5 separate regions of the Homo sapiens genome follow, and regions 2, 3, 4 and 5 are each linked to region 1. A link is a loop called in an ENCODE intact Hi-C map of the cell type or tissue named here. Cell type or tissue: adrenal gland. All regions are shown on one strand. Region 1 overlaps TMIE (transmembrane inner ear). Region 2 overlaps NBEAL2 (neurobeachin like 2). Region 3 has its middle 32 kb from the start of PTH1R. Region 4 has its middle 2.9 kb from the start of MYL3. Region 5 overlaps PTH1R (parathyroid hormone 1 receptor).

What was found. A loop is a pair of places that touch in the nucleus more often than their neighbours do. Peaks named below come from ENCODE experiments on the same cell type or tissue, not always from the same donor. Only the 100,000 strongest peaks of a DNase experiment are listed, where the experiment ranks them.
Region 2: a loop joins it to region 1, with 3 times the contacts of the local background. A loop is called at or near these places in 53 of 110 quality-filtered maps.
Region 3: a loop joins it to region 1, with 5 times the contacts of the local background. A loop is called at or near these places in 108 of 110 quality-filtered maps.
Region 4: it touches region 1 in a loop (2.7-fold over the local background); 24 of 110 quality-filtered maps call a loop at or near these places.
Region 5: it touches region 1 in a loop (6-fold over the local background); 106 of 110 quality-filtered maps call a loop at or near these places.

Annotation. Positions count from the first base shown.
Region 1 is chr3:46,703,118-46,708,117 of GRCh38, reverse strand. It overlaps TMIE (transmembrane inner ear), which reads right to left. Exons shown (of 4, transcript NM_147196.3): 2 at 2,211-2,328. Among named protein-coding and RNA genes, the nearest start is that of TMIE, 4.2 kb to the right of the region's middle. RefSeq lists an enhancer at 948-1,705. In adrenal gland, a CTCF peak has its summit at 2,932 (motif pointing left); DNase peaks (open chromatin) are centred at 2,917, 4,017 and 4,367.
Region 2 is chr3:47,007,270-47,012,269 of GRCh38, reverse strand. NBEAL2 (neurobeachin like 2) reads right to left here. Exons shown (of 54, transcript NM_015175.3): 47 at 4,920-5,000; 48 at 4,573-4,745; 49 at 4,360-4,454; 50 at 4,084-4,200; 51 at 3,829-3,987; 52 at 3,602-3,750; 53 at 3,146-3,281; 54 at 2,569-3,051. The coding sequence ends at 2,950. It also overlaps the pseudogene NRADDP. Among named protein-coding and RNA genes, the nearest start is that of NBEAL2, 30 kb to the right of the region's middle. RefSeq lists enhancers at 1,417-2,213, 2,214-3,011 and a silencer at 2,641-3,150. In adrenal gland, no CTCF peak of the experiment used is centred here; a DNase peak (open chromatin) is centred at 2,739; H3K4me3 peaks cover 1,518 bases; H3K27ac peaks cover 1,611 bases.
Region 3 is chr3:46,906,939-46,911,938 of GRCh38, reverse strand. No RefSeq gene overlaps it. Among named protein-coding and RNA genes, the nearest start is that of PTH1R, 32 kb to the right of the region's middle. RefSeq lists enhancers at 2,026-2,320, 2,305-2,880. In adrenal gland, CTCF peaks have their summits at 2,023, 2,226 (motif pointing right) and 3,638; a DNase peak (open chromatin) is centred at 2,318; H3K27ac peaks cover 2,115 bases.
Region 4 is chr3:46,863,800-46,868,799 of GRCh38, reverse strand. It overlaps a transcript of MYL3 not described here. Among named protein-coding and RNA genes, the nearest start is that of MYL3, 2.9 kb to the right of the region's middle. In adrenal gland, CTCF peaks have their summits at 1,692 and 1,891 (motif pointing left); DNase peaks (open chromatin) are centred at 1,097 and 1,859; H3K27ac peaks cover 4,097 bases.
Region 5 is chr3:46,892,744-46,897,743 of GRCh38, reverse strand. It overlaps PTH1R (parathyroid hormone 1 receptor), which reads right to left. Exons shown (of 16, transcript NM_000316.3): 4 at 3,735-3,837; 5 at 1,875-2,009. Among named protein-coding and RNA genes, the nearest start is that of PTH1R, 18 kb to the right of the region's middle. In adrenal gland, CTCF peaks have their summits at 2,150 and 2,365 (motif pointing right); a DNase peak (open chromatin) is centred at 2,373; H3K4me3 peaks cover 439 bases; H3K27ac peaks cover 1,573 bases.

The DNA of each region.
Region 1 (5,000 bases):
CTCAAAGCCTTTGCTGTTGGGAACAGGACTGGACTAGAGTGAATGAATTGGGGAGCCAATAGCATCCAGGCATACACTTGGAGGAGGGTGCTGCACAAGGGCCCCAGCTATAGATCCGACTGTCCAGGGGTGGACCTGAGCAGACAGCAGGCCTTATCCAAGAAGCTGGGTCCTGGATTTCTCCAGAACCTGTGTTCATGCCTGAGACTCGAAGTTGGTACCCAATCCTAACCCTCCCGGCTTAGGCCACCTCTTCTAGCCACCCCACCAGGAACCTCCTTGGGACTATGCCCACTCAGGCTCCATGCAGGCTGGTCCCAGGCCCCGGGAGGCTGGGGCTTCCTAAGGAGCTCAGTGGGCCACTGACGGCAGCCAGAGCCGGGCTCAAACACCACCCCTCACTTCAGGCCTGCCCCGCACAGCCTGGCCTGTTTGCTTCTCTTCAAAGAAGGGGAGATGCAAAGAGCTTTGGGTCAAGTTCCAGGGCCCAGGCAGGGGCTTGGGATATAAGTCCCTGGGGCTGGAGGAGACCTCCAGGGGCACCCCATCTAGCCCCAGCCCCTTTTCCTGCAGGGCTTTGGGGGTGATGCTCCAATAACAGCCCAGGCAGACTGGGAAGCAGGAAAAATGTTTCCCCCCAGGAGAGGGAGCTGTGTTGCCCCCACTGCCTAGATCCGGCAATGGAAGGTAACAAGTGCTGCCTGCTGCTCAGGTGTCTTGGGACTATCCTTTACCCTTTCTAGGAAATGGGGTTAGAGATGGTCTGTGTGGTTGATGTCCAAGTGCCGCTTGGGGTCTGACACTGCAATTTTCTCATGTGGCCCCAGGCACCTTTGTTGTGTCTTGAGGCCCACAGTGCTCTCCCTGCTGCTCCGTAGACCTGCATCCTAGGCTGTGCCTGTGGCTCCTGTAGGGCAGATGACCCCCGAGCCCTGCAGCGGGCTGTTTCCCTCTCTGGACACCTGGCTGAGGCTGCAGGCACACCTATCTGTCTGTGGGGCCTCCACAAAGATGCCTGACTGGTTCTCAGCCTCGGCTGGGAACAAAGCACAGGCTCTTGCTCAGATGGGGGGCGGGGATTTTCTGCAGGGCAGATATTTTCTCTTGGGACAGCACTTCTGGTGCCAGGAGAAGCACGTGCAAATCAGATGTCACGTCTTCCTTGGAGCCCCTCACATCTGGGTGGGCTCTCTGTGGGCCACCCAGCTCTCTGGGGCACCTCATCCCGGGACAGCTCCGGCTGGGACGAAGTGCAGCTTTTGCCTCCCCACCCAGGGTGCACTCAGCAAATGTCCAGTTGGGTTCATCTGAGACCCTGCGTGAGGCTGCATTTCCTCCAGCCTCTGCTCACATCCCCTCTCCCGGAATGCCTTTCCAGCCTTCCCTCCTGCAAAACCCCACCTACCCTCCCACCGGTCTGCAGCTCAGAGGACCCTCCTCCTCAGAGGACCCTCCTCTGTGATGCCTTTGCAGGGGAGTGGGCTGCTTCTCCCTTTACCTCCTACATTCCCCCCCACTCTGCTTTTGCCTCGTGGGAACCTCTGTCAGACTGCTTTGTGCCATGGCAGCCTCCCCACTTGGCCTCTGTCTCCTGTGCCTTTCTGTCCCCTTCCCCAACTCCAGACCTCCATTCTGAGGGGAGGGCTAAGGGGAGCCGGCCAAGCCCATTTCTGCTGCGACTTTGCATCAAGAAGCTCCCAGAGCCCAGGAGAGGAATGGGTTTCCTGCTTTTAATTGAGGCGGGTGTGAGTCACTCCCGGAAAATGGTATTTGACAAGGCAGGGATTGAAGCCTGGGAGCCACATCTGCTGGGTGTCTGGGGAGCCTCTAGTGGAGGATGGCCTTGCTGGGGCCCCTGGGTGTGGGCCTTTAAGCTGGCCAAACTGCAGGAAAAGCATCAGGAGGCCAGCCATAGGGAAAAATGACACGTCCTCGTCCCAGTCCTTGGTTCAGTGGAGTTCCCTGTAATTACCATAATTGCCATGTGGCTACCTCCCTGGGTCCTGCAGAATACTTCAGGTCACCACCGGCCTGTCAGCCCTCCACGGGGAGTTTGTGTGGATCAGGAGGTGCCAGAAACCACCGCGGGTCTCCTGCGGGTGCCTGGCCTACTTGCACTGCCCGGAATTGCTGCTCTGAGCCCTCTGGGGGGCAGGGGGTGCTGTGTTCCCACTGCAGTGTGGTGGAGAGGGAAGGGAACAGCTACTCACTGATGGACAACACGAAGAGCGAAAAGATGCCCACCACGTGCCACAGGCGCATGTCCCAGAACACCACTGTCTCCTTGGTCAGCGGAGGCGGCTTGGGCTTGGGTGGGGCCGTGCTGGGCTGTGGGTCAGGAGAGAGGGGAGTGAGTTAGGCAGAGGCCAGCTGGCTGGAACCAGCTGAGAAGGGCCCAGGTCTCAGCAAACACTCAGCCCAAGCATATCAGAATCTCCTAGAATCAACTCTCTTAAGCATGCACTACCAACACCCTAGACCTTGGAAAGTTCCAGATTTAGAGCAAGAGAACTGAGCAGAGCCAGGTACTTGAAGTGGGAGGGTGGTTGATGCTTGGGGAAACCAAGGCCTGGAGGAGCAAATGTGGATGGCTTGTCCTGGCCAGGTTCAAGGCCCCTATGAACACACCCTCCTACTCCAGTCCTGGGCTCCACCCAGGCAGATGGGGTCTCAGGACCAAGGCCAGAGACAAGGCGAGGCCTGGGGGGTGCTGGCTAACTGGCTTTGCTCTCACATCTCCCCAGTGAGGGTGGGGTGTGGAGCTAGGAGTCTGGGCCACATAGTTCTGCCAGCTGGCCTGGACCCCTGCCAGGTGGCCTCCTTTGGTCGCCTACCCTACTAGGAGTCACTCTGAACAGAAGACTCTCCCAGAGTGTCCACAGGACAGGCACTGGATAAATAAAAGGTCTGCAGTGCTGTGGCGACACCTGGAGGCCAAAAGGCAGAAGTGCGGCTGTAGCAAGCCTGAATAGAGCACAGCCAGACACTCCCACTTTCCAGGTGGACATGACCCTGCCCTGGGGGACTGAGGGGATAGGACACTGCCCCAGGGTCTAGAGGACACAGTCCTGCCCCAGTTCTGAGAGGACATGGCCTCATCCTGGATATCTAAGGGACATGGCCCAGCCCCAGGTCTGAGAGGACACAGCCCTTCTCCTGGGTGTCTAGGGGACATAGTTCTGCCCAGGTCTGAGGGGAGACAACCCTGCTCCTGGCTGTCTAGGGACATGACCCTGGCCCTGGGTGTCTAGGGGACATGGTCCACCCTGGGTGTCTAGGGGACATGGTCCACCCTGGGTGTCTAGGGGACATGCTTCACCCTGGGTGTCTAGGGACATGACCCTGGCCCTGGGTGTCTAGGGGACATGGTCCTGCCCTGGGTGTCTAGGGGACATGGTCCACCCTGGGTGTCTAGTGGACGTGCTTCACCCTGGGTGTCTAGGGACATGACCCTGGCCCTGGGTGTCTAGGGGACATGGTCCACCCTGGGTGTCTAGGGGACATGGTCCACCCTGGGTGTCTAGGGACATGATCCTGCCCTGGGCGTCTAGGGGACATGGTCCTGCCCTGGGCGTCTAGGGGACACGGTCCTGCCCTGGGCGTCTAGGGGACACGGTCCTGCCCTGGGCATCTAGGGACATGGTCCTGCCCTGGGTGTCTAGGGGACATGGTCCTGCCCTGGGTGTCTAGGCGACATGGTCCACCCTGGGTCTCTAGGGGACATAGTCCACCCTGAGTGTCTAGGGACATGGTCCACCTTGGGTGTCTAGGGGACATGTTCCTGCCCTGGGTGTCTAGGGACATGGTCCTGCCCTGGGTGTCTAGGGACATGGTCCTGCCCTGGGTGTCTAGGGGACATGGTCCACCCTGGGTGTCTAGGGACATGGTCCGCCCTGGGTGTCTAGGGGATATGCTTCACCCTGGGTGTCTAGGGACATGGTCCACCCTGGGTGTCTAGGGGACACGGTCCTGCCCTGGGTGTCTAGAGGACACAGCTCTACCCTGGGTGTCTAGGGGACACAGTCCTGCCTAGGTCTGAAGGGACATGGACCCACACTGTAGAATTTGAGTAAGATCTGTCCCTGACCAGAGATGGATATGACCCCATGTCTGTCACTTAGTGTGGCTGAGGGACAGGGAGAGGGGTCTGTCCTCTGAGGGAGAGAGAACCCTGGGGCATATGAGCGAGATGTTGTGCACTGATTACTAAATAAGGACAGACACGAGAAGTCCCTTCTGGTTCTCTGAGAAGAAAGGCAACCTGTAGTTCGACCATCCAGCCCTTCTTCCCCCAGGTCCGTAAACATGGATTAGGCATCTGTCATGAGCCAGGCGCTTCTTCATCTAGTGAATGCCACCCTTCAGCGTGGGTTGCAGAACTCAAGAGAGGATCAGCAACCTGTCCCAGGTAACCCAGAGGATCTGTGGGCTGGGATTGGTACCTGATTCTCAGGCTCTTTTCTCCCTGCCAGGGTGAGCTATTGACAAGAAGACACCATTCCTCAGTACTTTCCCCTGGATATATGTGTGGGGTCAGACATGTACATAAAGTTGGGGAACATGTGTGAGGTTGGGCACATGTGTGGTTGGCATGCATGTGGGTGTGGTCAGGGACATGTCTGTGCCATTAGGGTTAGGGCCCTGATGGTGGCAGCTGCCCTAATTCTAAGGCTCAATGTGTTGGCCCGGCTGGTTGTATGACTGGAAGACTCTGAGGGCCATGGCAAAGTTCTCAGGTTCTGAGCCAAGGCAGCTCACTTCCTACACATTCTTGCCCCAGCCCTGATGTGGGTGGAGCTGGGCCTACTCTTACTGATAGGGGTCTTGGGTGGACGGCAGCAGATGACAGCTGGTCTTCTCCTCATGTTGGGCCCTGCTGGGGTCTGATTTCTGGAGCATGGAGGTCCCCACCTCCTTCAGAGCCTCACGGGCTGATGGAGGGTGATGGTGACCCACACAGGGCTAAGGTGGGTGGTGACATGGCCCCCAGCCCTGCCCAT
Region 2 (5,000 bases), 300 kb before region 1:
CCCTGGGTAGCCTCACCTAAACTTTGTTGCCAAAAAGATTTGAAGCCAGTAGTCCCTACTATTAGAGTCAAAAGCTTATACCACAGCATCAGGAGCTGTCTGGCCTATTTTTCCATTTTCATCTACTTCTTCCCCTTTGCTTACCACTCTGGACACCTTGTCCTTCCTAGATGCACCCTGTTCTCATAACCTTCCAGACTTCTGCTCTTGCCAATCTCCCTTCTCCATCTGACATATTGGCAAGAATCTTCTACTCTGGGAAGACTTCTTGATCTCTTCCTTTTTGGGGTCCATTTGCACCTCCTGTCTACCACGGCACTAAATCCAATTTTTTTTATCCAATTATCCAGGGCACAGGAAGAAAGACCATGGCACTGTCTACCATGGCACTTGTGTCCTGTCTCCGCCACCAAGTCTGGACTGTGAGGGCACATTGATTCATGTGGTCCCCACAAGCATCTCTGTGCAAAGGAGGCCTTGTAAATTTTTGCAAAATAAAGCTGAACTGGAAAGGAAGTGTTGTTGCTTTCTTCTGCCTGGAAGCGACTTGTCCTTCCAATCTAGTGCAGTCAGGGCACACGGGGCAGAGACTCCAGAACCTGTGGCTGGACTTGGGTGTGACCTACCCACTTGGGGTACCTCCCAGCCTGCCCAGTGCCCATGATCTGGATCAACGGATGCTTACCCACATAGGCCAGGACTTTGCTGTGGCTAGAGTTGTGAATCATGGCTCTGTTAGTGGTTAATACTCCTGGGGCTGTTTCTTGGAGAAGACGTTAGAGAGTTTTAGGCAGCGCCCAGGCAGGGGAGCTGGGAGCTGCTTCTCTCAGTCCAAAAAGGGCTGTGTGCAGGAGGAATATGGGGGAAATCTCCAGGCCTGACGTTGGCAGTCCCTTGGGGTAGTCTGTCCCCCTTTTCTCACTTCAACCTGATTCATTCTAGGGCTGGACCAGTTTCCTCCTGTGTCAGATGGGGCGGAGGTGACAGAGCTGGTCCCAGCTGGCCAAAATTAGAAGGGTCAGATACAGCTCAGGATGGAAGACAGGTTGGAAACCACCCTGTCTCAAAGACGTTGCCAAACACCTGGTCTGAGTCCAGGGATGGTAGGGAGGATAGGGGAGACGTGCCTTCTAGCTCCATCTTGGCCAGAACCAGGCTGGAGAGATGTACTGGCCAGTGGGAGGCTCACCACCAGGCTTTTAAACTAGAGTTCAGGAACCCAACATCCTAAAGCCCCAAGGCAGGAGGACTTTCTGCAGTGACCATGCTCGCACTCTTTCCTCAAGGGTCAGTGTCCAGCCCTCTCCTGATCAGGAACTGGGTGGAATGCTACCCTGGTGGGTTCAGCGAGGGAATAGGGGATATGGGCCCAGAGACTCCCTAGTTGATCCTGCTTCATCCAGAAATTCAGAGAGGGCCTGAGACTCAAAGGATAGGACCGCTCAGTCCTACCTGGATCCTATAGGGCTGAATCTGCTGGGACCCACTTCCTGAGGTTTGGGGAAGAGAAGCTCCTCGTCTAGACTAAGGAGAGCTTGCCTGGAGAAGGAATGGAGGAGACATCCGGGAAGGCCCTCCAGCTCCCCAGTATCCACCACCACATATTGGGTACCGATCTATCCCACACCATGTGCCCATGTGTATGGCTAAATCAGCAACCCAGTGCTGTGGCCAAGTGGGTGCGACCTGGTAGCCCTTGCCACATATGGGTGTGTACCTTTGTGTCACTTACATTAAGGGGCCCTGCAGGATCCTGGATAGTGGATGGGCCTGTGACCAGGACGCAGCAGCAGACAGGCCTGGCTTCCGCCCAGCCTACTCTGAGCAGCGGGACTGGAACCCCTCCCGCCTCCCACCTGTCTCCAGGCCCACGAATACGCACACACAATGCAACCACCCCGCACACCCACACTACCCCTGACTTCTCACGCACACGCCGACACCAGCACATACAACACCCGCAGGATCGCGAGTCTGGAGATGGGGGACAGAGAGGCAGCCCCCGGCTCCCTCCGCTCAGCAAGGGCTCTGCCCCCAACTCCTCATGACCAGTGGCCGCCAGGATGGATCCACTCAGCAGGGCAGGACCGAGCCCTCCGGGAAGACAACGTGGACTCTCTGGGGTGGTTCTGGCCCCCCACCCCCAACCCCGAGACCACAGCGGCGCCACAGGGCGGCCCAAGAAGTAGGCAAGACAATGAGGTGGCAGGGCCGAGCTGGAGGGGCGCGGCCTCGGGTGTTGTCGCCCCTGCCCGGCGAAGGAATGCAAACGCGCCTGCGGGGCGCCTGGCCGGGTTGCGGTTGTGGACGAATGGCGTGCGAAGGCGACCCCATGAAGAGATCGTGGGGAAACCACAAGCCGGGGCGAGATGTGGGGCAGGGGCTACACTGCCGGGTAAACTGAGGCCCCAGTTCAGCGACGGCCACGCGGAGGGGGGGCGAGTGGGCCCAGAGGGGGTCACGGGCCAGGGGAACGCGAGCCAGGCCAGACTCAGACGGCGACCCTGGGACGGTGGCCATGGCAGGCCGAGACGCTGCGCGCGAACGCACACTCGGAGACGGAGCAGCTACAAAACTAGGCCTGGTTTATTGCCGAGAAGGGAGAACCGGGGCCGCCGTTAGGAATTAAGGCCACAGGCGGCCCTCGTGCTTTGACGAAACAGCGACTTGGAAGCCGGGGAACCCCGCCCCAGACTGTGCAAAAAGTGCTGCTGCGGCCGCAGACGCCAGTGCTGGCCCTCAGGGCGGCCCCTCAGCCGGCGAGGGGCGGGACTTCCGCCCGCCAATCCCTGAGGGGGTAACATCGCCCGCCAATCCCTGAGCTGGGCAGGGTGGGCCCCGCTCACCCCCCTGGGCTGCCCACCCCGGGGTGTTCCCGCCGACTTCTGGGCGGGGCCTCCCGGGCCAGGCCTGCCGGGGGCGGGGCCCGAGCAGCCGGACTGGCCAGGTTCAGCGCGCCTCAGTAGGGTTGTATTCCGTCTCTCCCGAGGACACCTGGGAGATGCGCCGCGAGGACCGCCACAGCTTCCGCGCGAACTGGCTGCTGCGCACCTGGTGGGCGTAAGGGTTGAGTAGGATCAGCTGGGATCGCCGCGCCACGCCCCGCCCCGTTCGAGGGGCCTCCCCACCCCCGCCCCATCCTCACCTCAGAGGGCTGCCCCGCGACCACCACGATGAGCTTGCCATCCTCCAGGCCCACCAGCACGTGGCTGCGCTCCTTGGTCACGGCCACGCTGCGGATGGCCACCTTCATGGGCAAGGGAGGCGCGGCCGGGAGCAGTCTGGAAGGGAGAGGGGATATACACCAACTTGCGACTGCAAGGGGGCTTTGCGACCAGCAGATATCCCTTATCCCATATACCCTCTCTGTCCTCATTTTAAGGATGGTTAAATTGAAATTCTTATACACAAAGAAATCTCCCACAACTGTGGCTAAGCGGAGGCCCAGGGCAAGACCTCCCCATGGGAAGATGAAGGGACAGGTAACAAACCTTGAAATATGTGCCCACAAACATGTATGGTGTGTGGGTTCCTAGGGCCTTTATCCTACACCAATGACCACCACCTTCAGGGGCCATGAACCCATAAATGGGGGGCTTACGTGTTTAGTTGGAGGATGTGCAGGGCGCACTGGGCGGTGCCCAGCAACACAAAGTCCTCTGTCACCGTCAGGGCTGTAGGCTGCTCTGCCAGGGGCAGTGAAGCCCGCAACTTCCCATTGACTGAATACAGGTGCAAGGAGTAGGTGACCTGGAGGAAGCAGGGAGTGTCAGCAAGGACAGGATCCCAACTGCCCCTCCATCTTTGCTGGGCACCCCTTCCCCATACCTGGGCCCCAGGACGTTCCCACGCTGAGCTCTGTACCACAATCTGGCCTTCGGACCCCAATGCCAGGTGGAAAATAGGTCCAGGGAATGTGGCACCCAGAGGCCGTAGTGCCGCTACAAACTGTCCGCGGCGTACAGTGTGTATGATCACAGTTCCATCCTGCAGGAAGGCAACTTAGGGTCCTGGGCAGGAGTCTGGGCTCCAGGGGGATTGCCCAGGAAACTCACCCTCCCCAGGGCACATGCATACACACACCTCAGATCCAGACACAGCCATGTCAAGTTCAGTGCTGATGGCCACACAGCTCACTGCAGCCCCATGCCCATACAGGACCTGCACAGGCTTTGGTGCCAGGCCTACTGACAGACCACCCTGTGGAGGACCAGGGTTGGCTTAGGACTGTCCCCTGAGGCTCAGGAAATGAAGGCCTTGTCCAAGACTAGAGGAGGACAGGACTGGAAGGCCACTGAGGGACGGATGGGCTGCAGGTCTGGGCTACGGGGGCCCCACAGAGCTGCCCACGAGGCACACCTGATGCAGGAGCCGCCACACCATGCACGTGGTGTCCCGGGAGCCTGAGATGAGGTAGATGCCACAGGTGTCCAGTGCAAGGCAGGTTACTACATCTGCATGGGAAGGGGAGGGTACAGGCAGAACGGAGGAGTCACATCCGCCCTGGCCAGCCTCAGAACCCGGCCCCATACCTGTGTGCCTCATTCTCCCCAGCTCCAAGGCTGTTCATACCAAGGTGGCAGCTGAGCTGGCTCAACAGCTTGCCACGGGGTAGTGCAGTCACCCGCAGGCTGCCATCCCAGTGGCCACCGCTGAATAGCAGCTTTCCATCCGGGGCCACTGCCAGTGCTTGTCCACTCACACCACTGCCTGGCACCCACGGGCCACTCAGCAGTCGCTGCGTCCTGACCCAGTGAGGGGGATAGCAAGTGAGGCCAGGCCACATGGAAGAGACCCAGGCCCTCAGGGAGCCTGGCCAGACCTTTCCCCTGCAGCTGGCCTACATTCTGATTAGGGAGGGGAATAATTCCGGGTGCAGGGCATTTGTAGCCCACCCCACCCACAGCCCTCTGTCCTACTTGTGGCTGCCCATGGTGGGGTCTTTGCTGAAGCTGAAGTAGTTGCTTATGTTGCGGTCATAGGGCAACCAGCTGTGGGTG
Region 3 (5,000 bases), 200 kb before region 1:
GTGGGAATGTATAATGGAACACCCACTCTGGAAAATAGTTTGTCCATTTCTTTAAAAACTTTACGTACACTTATCATATAGCCCAGTAGTCATGCTCCTGGGCATTTATCCCAGAGAAATAAAAACGAATGTTTACACAAAAATGCATATACAGATGTTCATAGCAGCTTTATTTGTAGGTTGCCAAAGGCTAGGGAAAAGGTCTTGTCAATAGGGGACAGGTTAAGCTCGGGTTCATCCGTACCATGGAATGCAACTCAGCAATAAAACAGGACCAAGGACTGACACCTGCCACAGCTTGGATGGATCTCAAGGGCATTATGGTGAGTGAAAACAGTAGGTATCAAATGGTCACATACTGTATGGTTCCACTTCTGTAACATTCTGACAGTGACAGAATTATAGAGATGGGGAACAGATTAGTGGTTGCCAGGGGTTAGCGATGGTGGGGACAGGTGACTCTAAAGGGGGTGGCTCCAAGGAGATCTCTGGAATGGTTGTGATGGAATACCTCTGTGTATCTTGATTGTGGTGGTGGTTACCTGTATCTATGCACCCGATGAAATGGAATAGAACTATACACACTGCACCAATGTCAGATTCCTGGTTTCGATATTGTACTGCAGCTATGGAAAATGTAACCAGGTGGAAACTGGGTGAATGTTACACAGGACTTCTCTGTACTTTTAAACTTCCTATCGGCTGGGTGCAGTGGCTCATGCCTGTAATCCCAGCAATTTACGAGGCTGAGGTGGGCGGATCACCTGAGGTCGGAAGTTCAAGACCAGCCCGGCCCACATGGTGAAACCCCATCTCTACTAAAAAAAACAAAAATTAGCTGGACATGGTGGCGCACGCCTGTAATCCCAGCTAGTTGGGAGGCTGAGGCCCGAGAATCACTTTAATCCTGATGGCAGAGGTTGCAGTGAGCCGAGATCGTGCCCCTGCACTCCAGCCTGGGCAACAGAGTAAGACTCTGTATAAAAACAAAAACAAAAACAAAAACAAAAACAAAACTTCCTATGAATCCGTATTTCAAAATAAAAAGGTTTAAAAAATACAGGTGGTGAGCAAAGAAACTGGTAAAACATGTTACTAAAATGTGTGTTTCTTTAAAGTATGCTTTCTCCATTTAAAACAAACATTCTGGGGTGTGGACTACAGTCTTCATCCAGGTGAGGATAGTTCAGAGTTAGTCTCAGTGATTCATAGTCCCCTGAAAATTTGGTAAAGAAAAAAAAAGTCTCAGCCCTAGCCTTGGTTGGAGGGCTAGGTGGGGAGGGTGCCCTGAGGCCCTGGCAGCCCCTTTGTCGTAAGCCCTTCAGGCTTAAGATGGGCCAGCGAGGGCCAGGGGCCAGTGTCCAGCACTGTGGATGGAGCCCTGGTGTGCCTGCCACTGCCTGGTCCATCACTGCCCAGGCACTTCTCCAGGACAGCCCTGACCAACCTCGCAGTGTTCAGGTCCCTTCATCTTGGGGTTCTCTAGGACACCCAGCCTCTTCATCTTGGGAGAGGTGTCAGGCCTGGGATATTTTCCACAGCAGCACGGATGCTCCTTCCCTAGAAGAGGACAGGAGACCAGAGACCCAGGCGCAGGGCCTCTCGGTTCTGACTCTTGCTGGGGAGGCAGCAAGAGGGCTGGGAGGAAGTCCCACCTGGGCTTGCAGAGTCAGGGACCAGGCAGGTCACCAGCCAGGACAGGGCCTTGTAACCACAGTGAGGAACTATGGGCTTGGGATCAGAGATAGGCACAACCCCTGAAGTCACAAGGGAAAACTACTGTCCAGCCTCAAGCCCAAGCCCCTCACTGCCTTGGAGGCTTCAACATGTGAGATGCCCGCTCACCTTCAGGCGGCCTCTCCATGGGGCTCTGAGCTGGGCCCAGGGCTTGCTACAGCGCTGCCCACCCCCAGGAGCCTGGGGAGTGGGCCATTAGTGTAGCATGCTTCCCGAGGACCCATGTCATGCTGGGCACTGTATCCGGGGATGCAGCTGTGACTGACGATGGTTCTGCCTTCGAGGAGCTGACCTTCCAGGTGGTCTCCAGATCTGTGCTGGGATCCAAGCCCCTTCCCTCAGACCAGTTGAAAGGCCTTGCTTCCCCATAACTGTCTGGCTGGGAACCACGTGGGGCCCTCAGAGTCCACTCAGACGCGGATGAGCAACTCCATGCAGCTGTTGACTTTTATTTCCCCATGTCCTCCCATGGCCACTGGGGGGCAGCAGGAGATCCCCGATGGGGTCCCTGACAGGGCGCGTTGGTCCAAACAGCTCCTGCCAGCAGCGGGTCTTCTGTAAAGCAGGTCACCCCACCGCATGACGCACGCCTATCCTTTCCTGTGGGGTTTATGTCATTTGTAAGTGACTGCTCATCAGAGACGATCCAGAGAGTGGGGTCCAGTCAGCCTGAGACCCAGAACAGCAGGGGCCGTGTCCTGGCAGATGAGGTTCCAAGGCACTGCCGGGTGTGTGAGGTCCGGGTGGGGTATCGAGTGCCCGCCCAGCCCTGCCAGGTCAGCACAGCCTCTCCCCTCCTTGAACTGTGGGTGCGTCTGCATGTGCAGAGGGTGTGTGTGGGCAGAATGCCTGTAGCCTGGCTGGGAAAGGGCACCCCTGGAGGGTCAGGTCCTCTTGGCCCCTGGGCCAGGCCTGAGCTGGCATCCCCTGAATCTCCTGAACATCTGCTGCTCGGAGCCAAGGAAGCTCTCAAGATGCCCAGTGTTGACCCAGGGACCATCCATCCAGGTGGTGGGGGCATGCATGGGTAGCAGTGGGCACCCCACAGAGTGAGGGGGTGCTGTCGCATGCTGGAGCTCCTTTCTCCCTGGGCTCAGGCCTGCCCCCAGGGGCTCTGGCAGCTGTGGGCTGGGCAGGGGTGTCTGGGCTGAGTTTCCCAGCCAGCCTGCCCCTTCTGTATCTATTTACTGGTTTTCTTTAAATGTTCCCATTACTCAGGACTCCAGTGGGCACTGAGACAGAAATAAATCCCGCAAGGCGGCCCAGCCAGAAGCCGGGAATCCAATTCCCCCTCAAAGACCGGAAGAGGCCCCTGGGCAGAGCATGCCAGTCCGCTGTGGCCCACACACTCCACACAGCCACAAATATGGCCACTCCCCTGCACACACACGTGCACATCCATGCCTTTACACACGTGTTCCCCCACGCAGACTCTTCACACACGCACGCGCACATGCAGGCATTCACACGCACCGCACACACTCAGGTTTGCCTCATACACAGAGTTGCTTTGCACATGCACACACACATTCACACACATGCACACACACCCCACTCATGCACGTATTCCCTGACAGCCAGGCTCACACGTAGTTGTGACCACACACTGGGTTCACAAACTCAGCCATCCTCAAGACACTGCTGGGCGAGACAAGTGGGCGAGGCTATGGAGGGTGCACGGAGGAGGGCAGCCCTGCACAGTTCGGGAGGAGCGTGGCCTCAGGGGAACGCAGGCCCAGGGCTGCCAGGGCTTCTGAATTTTTAAGAGAAGTTGGAAAGCTGAATTTTTATGTGAAATATCCTGATTTTTAAATGTTGGCTCAGGATGTTGAAAATACTGTAGGTGCCAAACCAAACATGTCTATGAGCCAAATTCCACCCACAGGCGGCGTTCTTAGACCACGAGTCCACACACACACAAATAGACACACACACACAGAGACATACACACATAAACACACAGACACATACAAATAGACACACATACACACGTAGAGACATACACAAATAGACACACACAGAGAGACATACACAAATACACAGACACACACAAATAGACACACACAGAGACATACACACAAATAGACACATACAAATAGACACACACAAATACACATAGACAACAAATACACATGCAAATAGACATACACACACATAAATACACACACAGACATACACAAATAGACATATACAGACACACATATTTACACAAATACACAAATACACATACACAGACATACACAATACATATAAATACACACAGATAGACATACGTACACCAGCACAGAAACATAGACACATACACACACACACATACACATAACAGACAGATATACAAATAGACACAGATACACACACACAAATAGACACACATACAGAAATACACAAATAGACATACAAATGCACACACACACACAAATACACACATAGACACACTGGTACACAAACCTACAACCACACACGCATAGACATGCCAGAAGACACAGACACATACAAATGGACATACAGGCATATCCAGACACACACACATAGAAACACACATGGCCACACACACACACACACACACACAGGTACACAAGCACAGACACACATAGATAGGCACATGGACACTCGTGTACACAAACACAAAGAAATACACAAGCAGCACGCGCATACAAACGCTCGCACATGGAGAATGACACCCAACACGCCCCACTGTCTTGCTGATGTATGGATATGAGTTTGTTGTGGACAGGTTGTCTGACTGTGGCCTCCGGGCAAGCGCCAGTGTCCGGGCCATGCCAAGGCTGCTCCTGCCCTGCCTGTTAAAAACGCTGGAGCAAGAAGAATCCACCCTCACCTGGCCTCCATTGCCTGCATGCCCGTGGCACTGAAGAGGGAAGGAGCCGGTCATACACACAAGTACACAGACACATACAAATAGACACACACAAATACACATAGACAACAAATACACATGCAAATAGACATACACACAGACACACACATATAAATACACACACAGACATACACAAATAGACATATTTGAGGCTAAGGGGGAGGTCCTTAGGCTGTCACGCCTGCCTGAGGGAAGGATAGGGGTCCTGTCCCTATCCTTGTTGAGGAGCGAGGTAGGATCCTGAGTCCACTCAGGTCATGAAGCCTGAGCAGGGGCTTGACCTGTGAAGAGAAGTTGAGGCTCAGAGAGGGAAGGTGGCTTGCCCAGAGCCACACAGCACACACCTGGAGCCAGCCAGGGCTCAGGCCCCTGCCTAGCTCTGGAG
Region 4 (5,000 bases), 160 kb before region 1:
TAGCTGCTGAGAGTGGGGCTGAGGTCCCCCAGTCCAGGCCCCTGAGAAGTCAGGGCCATGCCCTTCTTCCAGAATGGACCAAGCCTGGCCAATGCTGTCCCCATCCTGTCCCCCATGAGGCTTGGGTCCCTAGAGGCTTCTGCCTGCCCACCCCTCCCTCATGCTGAATTGGGCTCCCAAATATAGCGGCCGTGGCCACAGCCGGCCAGGACACCACAGCCCTAAGCGTCAGTCCTGGGCCGGGATCAGAGGGGCAGGAGCTGATTATAGGTCCCTGGGCCAAAACCAGGGTTTGCCTGCCAGCCCGCTGGGCCCTGCCACCCCCACCCCTAGAACCACAAGGTTGGAGCATCTGGTCCCCGTCAGCACAGTGGGCAGAGGGAGGGGCCTGAGGGTTGTGTTTGGCCTGCTCGAGGACAGAGTTGTCTGTGTGTGGTGTGGGGGTAGTGAGGATGGGCTGGGACTCAGGGGCAGAGACTGTCCTCTGAACCTGGAATCACAGTGCCCCACCCATGGCCATGGTACAGGTGGGGAAACTGAGGCCAAGAGGAGCAGGGACCAGCCCGGGTCACAGGAGCATAGGGAGTCTACTGCCTTCCCCTTGGGTACTCTTTTCCATCTCTCAAGGCCCGGGGTTGTGCCTCTGGGAGGTGGGCCCCATCCTGTTAGTGGCAGAGCGGCTTTGCTGGGAAGTCCTCCTAGGAGTCAGACTTTCATCTGAGGCTCCAGGGCCATGGGATGGTGTAGAAATTTATCTCCTTCTGCTGGTCCTTGTACCTGCCTCGTGCCATCTCTAGTCAGAATTGCTGGGCAGCTCTTGCCTCCTTGGGGCCACGGTCTCCCCATCTGTGCAACTGGACAGGGACCTAGGGGCCCCGCGTGGGGTCTGTGTTCATGGGTGTCCAGTGTGTAGCGGTGGGTTCACATCTATGTGGACACACAAGTGGGCCCTGGTAAGTGAGCTGCAGCCTACGGGCCTGCCCACACCAGGACAGGGTCCCCAGGACCTGCTGCGCGGCAACATTTGACCTACTTCTAAGGCTCTGGGTCTGGCCCAGGCCGTGTTCTCGACTCCTCCGGGAAGTGTGGGCCTGCGTCCCAGCCCAGAGGCTGTGGGCCAGGAGGGGCGGGACCGGCAGGCCAGGGCGGGCCATGGCTGCCTGCGGAGACTGCGGCCCAGGGGACAAGGGCACGTGGGGAGCCCGACCCTGTTTCCCTGCCTCTGGCTCTTAGGCCCAGGGGACAGCTGGCCCTTACCTCCTTCTGCCCACCCTCCACGTGGCAACCATAGTCTGAGCTCCCCAAATTGGCTCTGACAGGATGATGGACATTCTTCATGCCCTTCTGAACGCTACCAGGGAGGTCTGCCAAGCAGCTACCCCCGCTGTTGCCAAGAGTGTGACCCCCCGGTGCCCCTTCCCACTGGCCTTGTCCACACAGGGCCACGCTGATCTGGAAATCCGTCAGCCCTTGTCCTGGGTCCTGGGTCTGGGGTTTGGGTTTGCAGTCCTGGAAGTCTGGGTTTAGAGTCCTGGGGCTTGAGTCCTGGATCTGGGGTCTGGGTTTAGAATCCTGGTTCCTGTGTCTGGGGTCTGGGGTCCGGAGTCTGGGTTGAAGGTCCGGGTTTACCATCCTGGGTCTTGGAGTCTTTGGTCAGGGTTTGGGTGCCAGGATCTGGGTCTAGGTCTCCACAGTGGGGTCTAGTCCTGGAATCTGGGTTCTGGGTTCTGAGTTTGGCACTCAAATTGTGAGACCTGAGTCTGGGGTCTGAGCTTGGGGTTCCGGTTTCCTGATCTGGGGTCTGGGTTGGGATTCTGGGTTCTGGGGTTTGAGTTCAGGAACCAAAGGTCGGTTCCCATCCCTTCTGCGCCCCCTGCTGGCTGATCGTGGTCCAGTCACTGCCTGTACCACAGGGGTCACCCTCACCTCTTTAGTCTGTGAAGAGCACGCCTGAATTGGGGTGGGCATGGGGAAGTGGTGGGTGGGCTTGGAGGCAGCTGCTGGCCGCACTACTGTCCCAGAGTGCCCTCTGCACCGCCAGAGCTCCTGTCAGTCAGTTGGCAAATCTCCCCATCTCTCCGGGCCCACTCCAGGACAGGGTTTAGCAAGGGGTTCCAGTACCTCTGTGAGAGGTGGGTAAACTGAGATATTTGGAACATTTGTTCATCCAGCATTTATTGAATGCCTGTGGTGTACCAGGTCCTGGGAAAATGTAGCTGTGGAAGAGCAGAACATTCCTCCCTCCTGTGATGGCTGACATTCATAGGAAGGCGGACACACGGAAGACGCCAGGTAACAAGAGCCCAGAAGAAGGCCGGCGTGGCCGGGCTTTCCTGCCTTAGTCCACAGGCTCCTCAGAAGTCAGGGCCCATATCTTCCCCGCATTCTCCTTGGCTGGGGGAAGGGAGAGGTAAGTGGCTGCCTGAGAGGGCTCTGGGACATGGCGTGTGCCAGCCTGCAGCACACTGGGCTGCAGCTCAGACATCAGAGCTTTGGGAGCTGAAGCAGTAGGACCCAGACCCCCAGCCCTGGCTCTCCAGGCCCCCGAGGCCCTGCCCAGATCCTGCCTGCTAGGCTGACTCCTGAAGGGCACAAAGCTCAGGTTGGGATGTGGGAGAGAGAGGGAAGTGCCAGGCATGGTGTGGCCTGTTCTTACCGCCAACTGCTGCCCACCCTCCCTCCCTCCACCCCCAACTCCCTGCCCACCTTCCTGCCTCCTGTTCACCCCATGCCTTGCTCCTGGTCTCGGTGTGCCTGGGAGGGCTCTGGCTGGTCCTGAAGAGTGCCTACTGGGGGCTAGGCAGTTGTTATAGGTTTGAGGGTGGGCCTGTGGGTGAGTCCTGGGGCACTGTTGTTCCCAAGCCAGCAGGGACATGCCCAGAATCAGAGCTCAGGCAGTCACCATCCTGGCCCTAGCCTTCATCTGGGTCCTGATGAGGGAGTGAGGATGGCTCTGTGCACCCTGTCCCTGCTGCAGGACCACGTTTGCCCTGTGTGTGACAGGAGGGGCCCAAGCCACTGCCTTGACTCTGCCACACACAGGTGGAGGAAGGTGGCACTATGTGGCTCTGGCTGGCTGCATGAGCCTGCCCATCCCAGATCACAGACCTGGACACTGAGGCCCAGGATGCTCTTGTCACTGGCTTACCCCCATTTGGGCCAACGTTGGGTGGTTTCCAAGGGGTGGTAATTGTGTGAGGATGAAAGAAATGAGATGGGAGAGAGGGCCCTGTATATGTCCTCTGCTCTGGCCCTCTGCTTCCCTCATGATGAACACAAGGAAATTGGTCTTGTTGGCGGTGTCTGTGGGTGGCTGGGGCTCCCGTGTGACTTCCAGAGCCCGTTGTCCTGAGGGTCGGCAGGCCTGGGTGGTGGGGCCTCCCCGGGGCCCCTCTGTGTGGCCCTCTGGCTGTCTTCTCCTCTTGTGGTATTTCTGGCTCGTCTCCACTGACCATCCCCCCACCCCTTTCTTTCTCAATACTGTTGCCAAACATTTGGAAGAAAAGTGAAAAACTTGCCCCCCCGCCAGTCCCGGATGTTGTCAGATTTCCAGATGTGGGTGTTCTGCCCTCCAGATGAGAGGCAGAACGTGTTCCAGTCAGGAGCGGGCTGGCCCCAGCCCTGGACTGCTGTCCCTCCCTGTGAGGCGGAGTGACAGGATGAGAGGGACTGGGCCCAGTAGGAAGACAGCAGGGCGTGCCAGGTAGAGGCCCTGGGCCCCACAGCACCTCTCAGCCTCAGGCTTAGCCCCTTGCCACACCAGGGAAATCCCTGGCTTTGAAGTTTCTATCAAAGGCTCCAGGCACTTAAAAGTAACCAGGAGCACCTCCTTCCCACCCCCCAGGCACAGATGCTGGGCAAGGAACAGAGCCCAATGTGTTTACAAGATGTCCCCACTGTTGGCGTCCCCATGCGGGAAGAGCCTTGTGCCACCTCAGCCCTCCCACCTCCCCAAGTGGCAGTCCCGTCAGGCTGTACTCTGTCACTGTCATCTGCTGAAGGCTGGGCTTGGGATGGACCCTGGGGGCCGGGCACTGCAGGATGGGCACTGGGGGTGGGCACTGAGTGGTAGGAACAGGGAATGAGCATCACTGCACTGGGGCAGACCCTGCTTGGCAGCTTGGGGTTCCTCAGAGAGGCAGACCCTCTCAGAGCCCCTGCCAAAAGGGTCGGCAGAGGGCAACATGTGGCAGTGGAATAGCATTGGAGAGAGCTTTCTGGAAGAGGGCCAGTAGAGCCAAGCCTTGAATATGTCAGGCAGAGGGGGCGAGGGCACTCTGGGCAGAGGGTGCAGTGGGGAGCCAGGCCTGGGGTGTGTAGGGAAATGTGCATCCCTGGGGCCTGTAGAGAGGGGAAGTAGGAATCTAGGGGTGAAAGCTGAGAAACTGGTCCCTGGGCCAGCAGGGGCTGAAGAGGGAGGCTGCTGAACTGGCCTGGGGCGACTGCCCTAGAGGGAGCAGCATCCTTTCTCTTGCCCTTTGTGGGGGTTCCTGGAGACCCTTGGACCCATAGCCAGGGCTACAGCTGCCTGCCATGACCAGACACTCACATACAGACACATGTAAACACCCAGACATAAACACACAGAAGCAACACCCGCAGACACACTCACATAGACACATAGACACACCACGCACACATAAAGACCCAGACCCACAGAGACAAATGCAGACACCCGGGCCATCCCTTACATAGACACAGATACGGAGCACACATAGGCACGCACAGAGCCCCCCACCACGGAGGCACCCAGACAATACACACAGGTGTACACAGACCCCCCTCCACACAAACACAGACACAGAGAGACCCACAGACACATAGACACCCCGACACAGACACAGACAACACACACAGACACATGCTGACTTCCGCCTTCCCCCACATGGACACGGTCATAGACACAGACACAGACACAGGGGACTTTGGAGAGCTTAAGTTCAGAGGTGCCCTTAGATCATCCCAGTCCTTCTGGCCCCAACACAACACGTAGCATGTAC
Region 5 (5,000 bases), 190 kb before region 1:
TTTTGTTTTTTTGAGACGGAGTTTCGCTTTTGTTGCTCAGGCTGGAGGGCAATGGCGTGATCTCAGCTCACTGCAACCTCCGCCTCCCAGGTTCAAGCGATTCTCCTGCCTCAGCCTCCCGAGTAGCTGGGATTACAGGCATGCGCCACCATGCCTGGCTAATTTTGTATTTTTAGTAGAGATGGGGTTTCTCCATGTTGGTCAGGCTGGTCTCAAACTCCTGACCTCAGGTGATCTGCCTGCCTCGGCCTCCCAAAGTGCTGGGATTACAGGCATGAGCCACTGCACCCGGCCCATCAGTGGTTGTTGGTTCCTGCAGGGACAGGTGTGCCCCAAGCAGGAAAATTCAGGCTTTGGAGCACTCTGGAGAAAATGTATTTCTGTGGGCTGTACCCACCTCATAGAATTTACTATGGCCTCTGCGATACAGGTACTGGCACTGGCCCCATTTTCCAGATGGGCTGACAGAGGCCAAGAGAGGTAGGCAACTTGCTGAGGTCATACAACACAGGGCCCTGTCCTCTTCAAGTGCTCAGCCCCAGGCCAGGCCTCTCGCCTTTCTCTCTGCTCTTGGAACCACCTTCCAGGTGTCTCTGAAGAAGGGCAAGTACCCAGACTAACTCTCCCTCAGCTGGGAGGCTCCCTGTGTGCCCCTTCCCCTGGGATCATGGACAGGAGGCAGGAGGTCTGGTTTCTAGTGCCAGCTGGACTCCAAGGAGCTGCTGACCTCACGCAGGTGTCCCAAGTCTTTCTATTTCCATTTCCTCATTGGGAAGTTGGGATTAACCACATTGGCCCATGCTTCTACCACCACTCAATGCCTGCCCTGAGTACCTGCTGTGAGACTCCCACGGCCACTGCTGGGGGAGATCGATTCCCCAAATCTAAGTGCTAATGGTGGGATTCAAAGTAGGGTGACATCCCACTTTGGAGCCCCAGCCTCACTGCAGGGAGGCTAAGTGACCTTGGAGGGTCCCCAGCCTCTGTATCTTCCACATTCCACTCCCAGCTTGCAGCCCCCTTCTCTCCCTCTGTAGGGCTCCAACCACAGGACTCTCCAGCCACCCTGGAAGGCTGCCTTGATGGCTGGACCCGCCCTGGCTTGGTGAAAGGCTCTCTGTCCTGGGCGCCATATTCCCAGCCCCACCCAGCCAGGCCCACAATTCCCTCTGGTCCCCAGGGAGCCACAGGGTGACCACAGCCTCCCAGATGTGGCCCATCTGGAATCTGCTGCCCACCCGGCCGGCTGAAACCGGCCCTGTGGCCAAAGCCTGGGCTCTGTCTGCCTTTCCTCATCTGCTTCCCTCCCTTCTCTTCTCCCCTCCTTGTCCCACTGCCTCTGGCCCCACCCTCTGCCACTGCCCTCCTCTCCTTCTCTATTTCTGTGGCCCTATCCACTATGTGTCCCCATGTACCTCCTCTGACACACTGAGCCCAGACTTCAGTGTGTGCCTCCTGGTCCCCTCTATCTCTGTGACTGTCTCTCCCTGCCTCTGTTGATCTCTGTCTCCATGCCTCTCCCCGTCTTTCTCTGTCACTATCTGTCTGTCTTTGTGTATCTCTCCCTGCCTCTCTGTCCCCCAGGGTTCTCTGTCATCTCTCTTTCTCTCCATGGGTGGGACCGTAGCCCTGGGTCCACTCTTGGTGTGGTGCTGGAGAGTTCTCTGTTCATCTCTTTCTGAGGCCTGAGCCATCTAGCTCCCCTTCCTTCCCACTACACTCTGTCTTCTCCCAGCCCCTTGCCTGGGGATGTGGCTGCAGCCTTTTACTTTCTATAAGAGCCAAGAAGCATGAGCTCACATCAGAGGGACAGTGCAATGGGGGTGGGTGGATCCAAGCCCATGCCAGCTGGATGCATGGAAGCAGAGACGTACCTCGGTACCTGCTGCCAGTGGGTGCCTCCTTGTCCTCCTCAGACTCAGGGTAGAGCTTCCCAGATGCCTTATCTTTCCTGGGCTTCCCTGATGTGGACGCAGATGTCCATCCCTTGTCTGATTCCATTATGCTGGCTGGAGAAACCAGGGTGGTAATGATGGCTGTCAGCTGTGCTACAACAGGAGACCCAGGGTACTCTTTGGCCTCAGACTCCCCCTTTGTACAATGGGGGGGTTGTCTCCTGCCCTGGTGACACCTAGGCTGTTGGGAGATCTGAGACGATGGGTGAGGAGGTGTTTAACAAAGTGTAAAGTGCTTGCCAGGTGAAGTAATAAGAGGAGGTGGAGATTGTCCCCCAGGGTTGGAATGGGAGTGCAGGATCAGCTAGTGGGGTGAGCACTAAACTGGGCAAGACAGAGCAGAGGTGGTATCCTCCCACCCAGGAGTCAGGAGTGGGTGGGGGCCAAGGCCACGCAGCAGTGAAGGCCCCACCAGGGGGCGCACGGTGAAAGCAGACAGAGTGGGTGATGTCAATGGACAGGTTACATAGCGAAAATTAAGTCTGGCCTGAGTGCTGTGCAGGTAAAGAAGCTGGTGGTGAGAAGACAAGAGCAAGGTGGTACAGTCAAGAGTGGACAGAGAAGACCACCCCATCCCCTGCCCTGGATCCTCAAGTATGTGGTTCACAGCTTCCACAGTGGCCGTTGAGATGCCTAATCTGAGATGGAGCCTGGCCTCTCTTCTCATTGGAGAGATGCTGGACGTTTTTTTTTTTTGTTTGTTTGTTTTTTTTGTTTTTTTTTTTGAGACAAGGTCTCCCTCTATCGCCCAGCCTGGAGTGCAGTGACATGATCACAAATTACTGCAGCCTCAAATTCCTGTGCTCAAGTGATCCTCCCACCTTAGCCTCCCCTATAGCTGGGACTACAGGTGTGCACCACCATACCTCGCTAATTTTTAAATTTTTTTTTTAGAGATGGGGTCTCACTATGTTGCCCAGGCTGGAGAGGTCTTTCTTCCTAGCCACAAAGTCTTCCTCATTTTCTGACTTGTATTCCTTCAGCCACCGCCCAAGCTAGGCCCCCCTGGTCCTTACATGTCGGGTCTGTGGCAATGATGGGAAGCTGAGTCCAAGCAGCCTGGACTGGGATGAGAATGACTGTGCTCATTTTCCTGCCTCCACCCTCGGGCCTCAGTGTGGGGATGTGGGTAGCAGGGTGGGGTACAGTAGGAAGCGAGAGGCTCCATGGTGGATGATGAGGGGCAAAGAGAGGCTCCTCCAGGCTTTCACAATTAAGAAGAGGGGCTGGGTTCAGGACCCAGAATGAGGGGGCCCATCTGACCCCCCAGATCTCGATGTGACTGGGAGCCACTGTTGGGGCTGGCATCGGTGGGGCTGTGACTGCAGAGACCATGTGAGTCTCTGTGAGTGTGAGCAAAATCTGTGTGCCACAGAGTGTGTTTGTCATTGTGTGCTTGTGTTCTGGGCGATCACCAGCCTCAACCCCTGCAGAACCCTAAGGGCTTGTCAGGGGAGGAAGCGGCTCCTCTCCTTCAGTCAGTTGGGGTCTGGGCCTCTTCAGTTGATGAGATTAACCCGACAGCTATCAGTCTGAGTGCTGGTTGTGGGCAACACAGGGACCTGAGCTCGAGACTTAGGACAAGCCATGGATGCCCGAGCCTGCTGACTCCACTCTTGCACCACGCACCCCACTTTGGTTCTCACTTTGGCCTGGCCCCCTTTACCTAAGTCCGCCCCCACAGAGAGCCTTCACCTGGCTCTGTATCCTGGGTCCCGCCCTTGACTGGCCCCTCCCTCACCTGACCTCATCCCCAGACCCTCTTCCTTTGACCCCCACCTGGCCTCTGCAGGACCTCCTTGAGCCGTTTTTCGCACTGGGCCTGAGCACGGTGCAGCAGGAAGATCTGTTCCTCTTTAGTCATGACGTCATCTGCATCCACCTGCCAAGCCGAAGGTCAGACCACAGGCAGGACTTTCCGGCGCAGCAGCAGGTCCCAGAGACATCCCAATTTCCCAGAGGGACTACCCCCTTTCAAAAGGCCCTGACTCTAGAGGGAAGGTGGGATTTCCCCTGCATGTGGGGAATCTGCTCTATGGAGCTCACACCTTACAGATGGGAAGCTGTGGCTCTGAGGGGTAGGGCCTGCCTGATCGAAGGGAAAAAGCAGGGGCTCTCTCCTGCCTGCCCGCCAGTAACCCTGTAGGCTGCAGTCACTGATATTCTCTGTCCAGTCCTTTCCCCAGGGGTACATGGGACTGGAATGGAATGTCCCAGGATGGATCCACACAGGATCCTGGCTGCCTGCTGGGGACATGAGTCGGGGGCAGGGGGTGGATAAGGAGTGGTGAACTGTGGGGAGACAAACCCAGCCTGGAGTCCTTCAAGTCCTGGCACCCTGGGGGGTCTTGGGAGTCACCAGTTTCCATCTTGGCCCAGCTCCCCAGTCAATGCTGTCCCCAGTGAACGGTGAGTGCCTCAATGCCTCCCCTCCTTACAATCCCAAGAGAGAGAAAGAGAGGATGGAGGAACTGTTGGCATGCGGCCTGGGTTGGGCTGGGCACTCTGGTGCTGGCTGGGGGTGGGAGTCCCTCTCATTCCACTGCTTATCTGGGAGCTCCCTCCATCCAGACTCGGAGTTCTGATGACACTCAGGCCCTCACTCCTGCTGTTCTCTGCCTGGAATGTCCTTTCCCTTCCCTCCAACCTGCACACCCTGGGCCCTGGCTGCCACCCACCGGGACTCACTGGCCTCATTATAAGAAAGGAAATGAAATATCATGCGGGTGGAGGCTCACCCAGAGCAGGTGGCTGCTGAGGGGTCTCAGCCTCTGTCCTCTGACTTGGGAGCAGCCTGGTGTGCCTAGCCCAGCCATTCCCGTGAATGTGACCCGCAGAGGTTAAGGCGGTCTCTGAAACCTCCCCAGGGCGGGGCTGTGAAGCCCTCAGCCCCATCCCTCTTAATTCAGGGTCGTGTTTCCTCAGACCCCTGGGCAGGGGTATGTCCCCTGAGACGACCCCCTCCATCCCTACCCCAGAAGGCTACGTCTCCTCAGCTCCGCGGCAGAGCTGCATCCTTCAGACGCGCCAAGGCGGGGCCGGGGC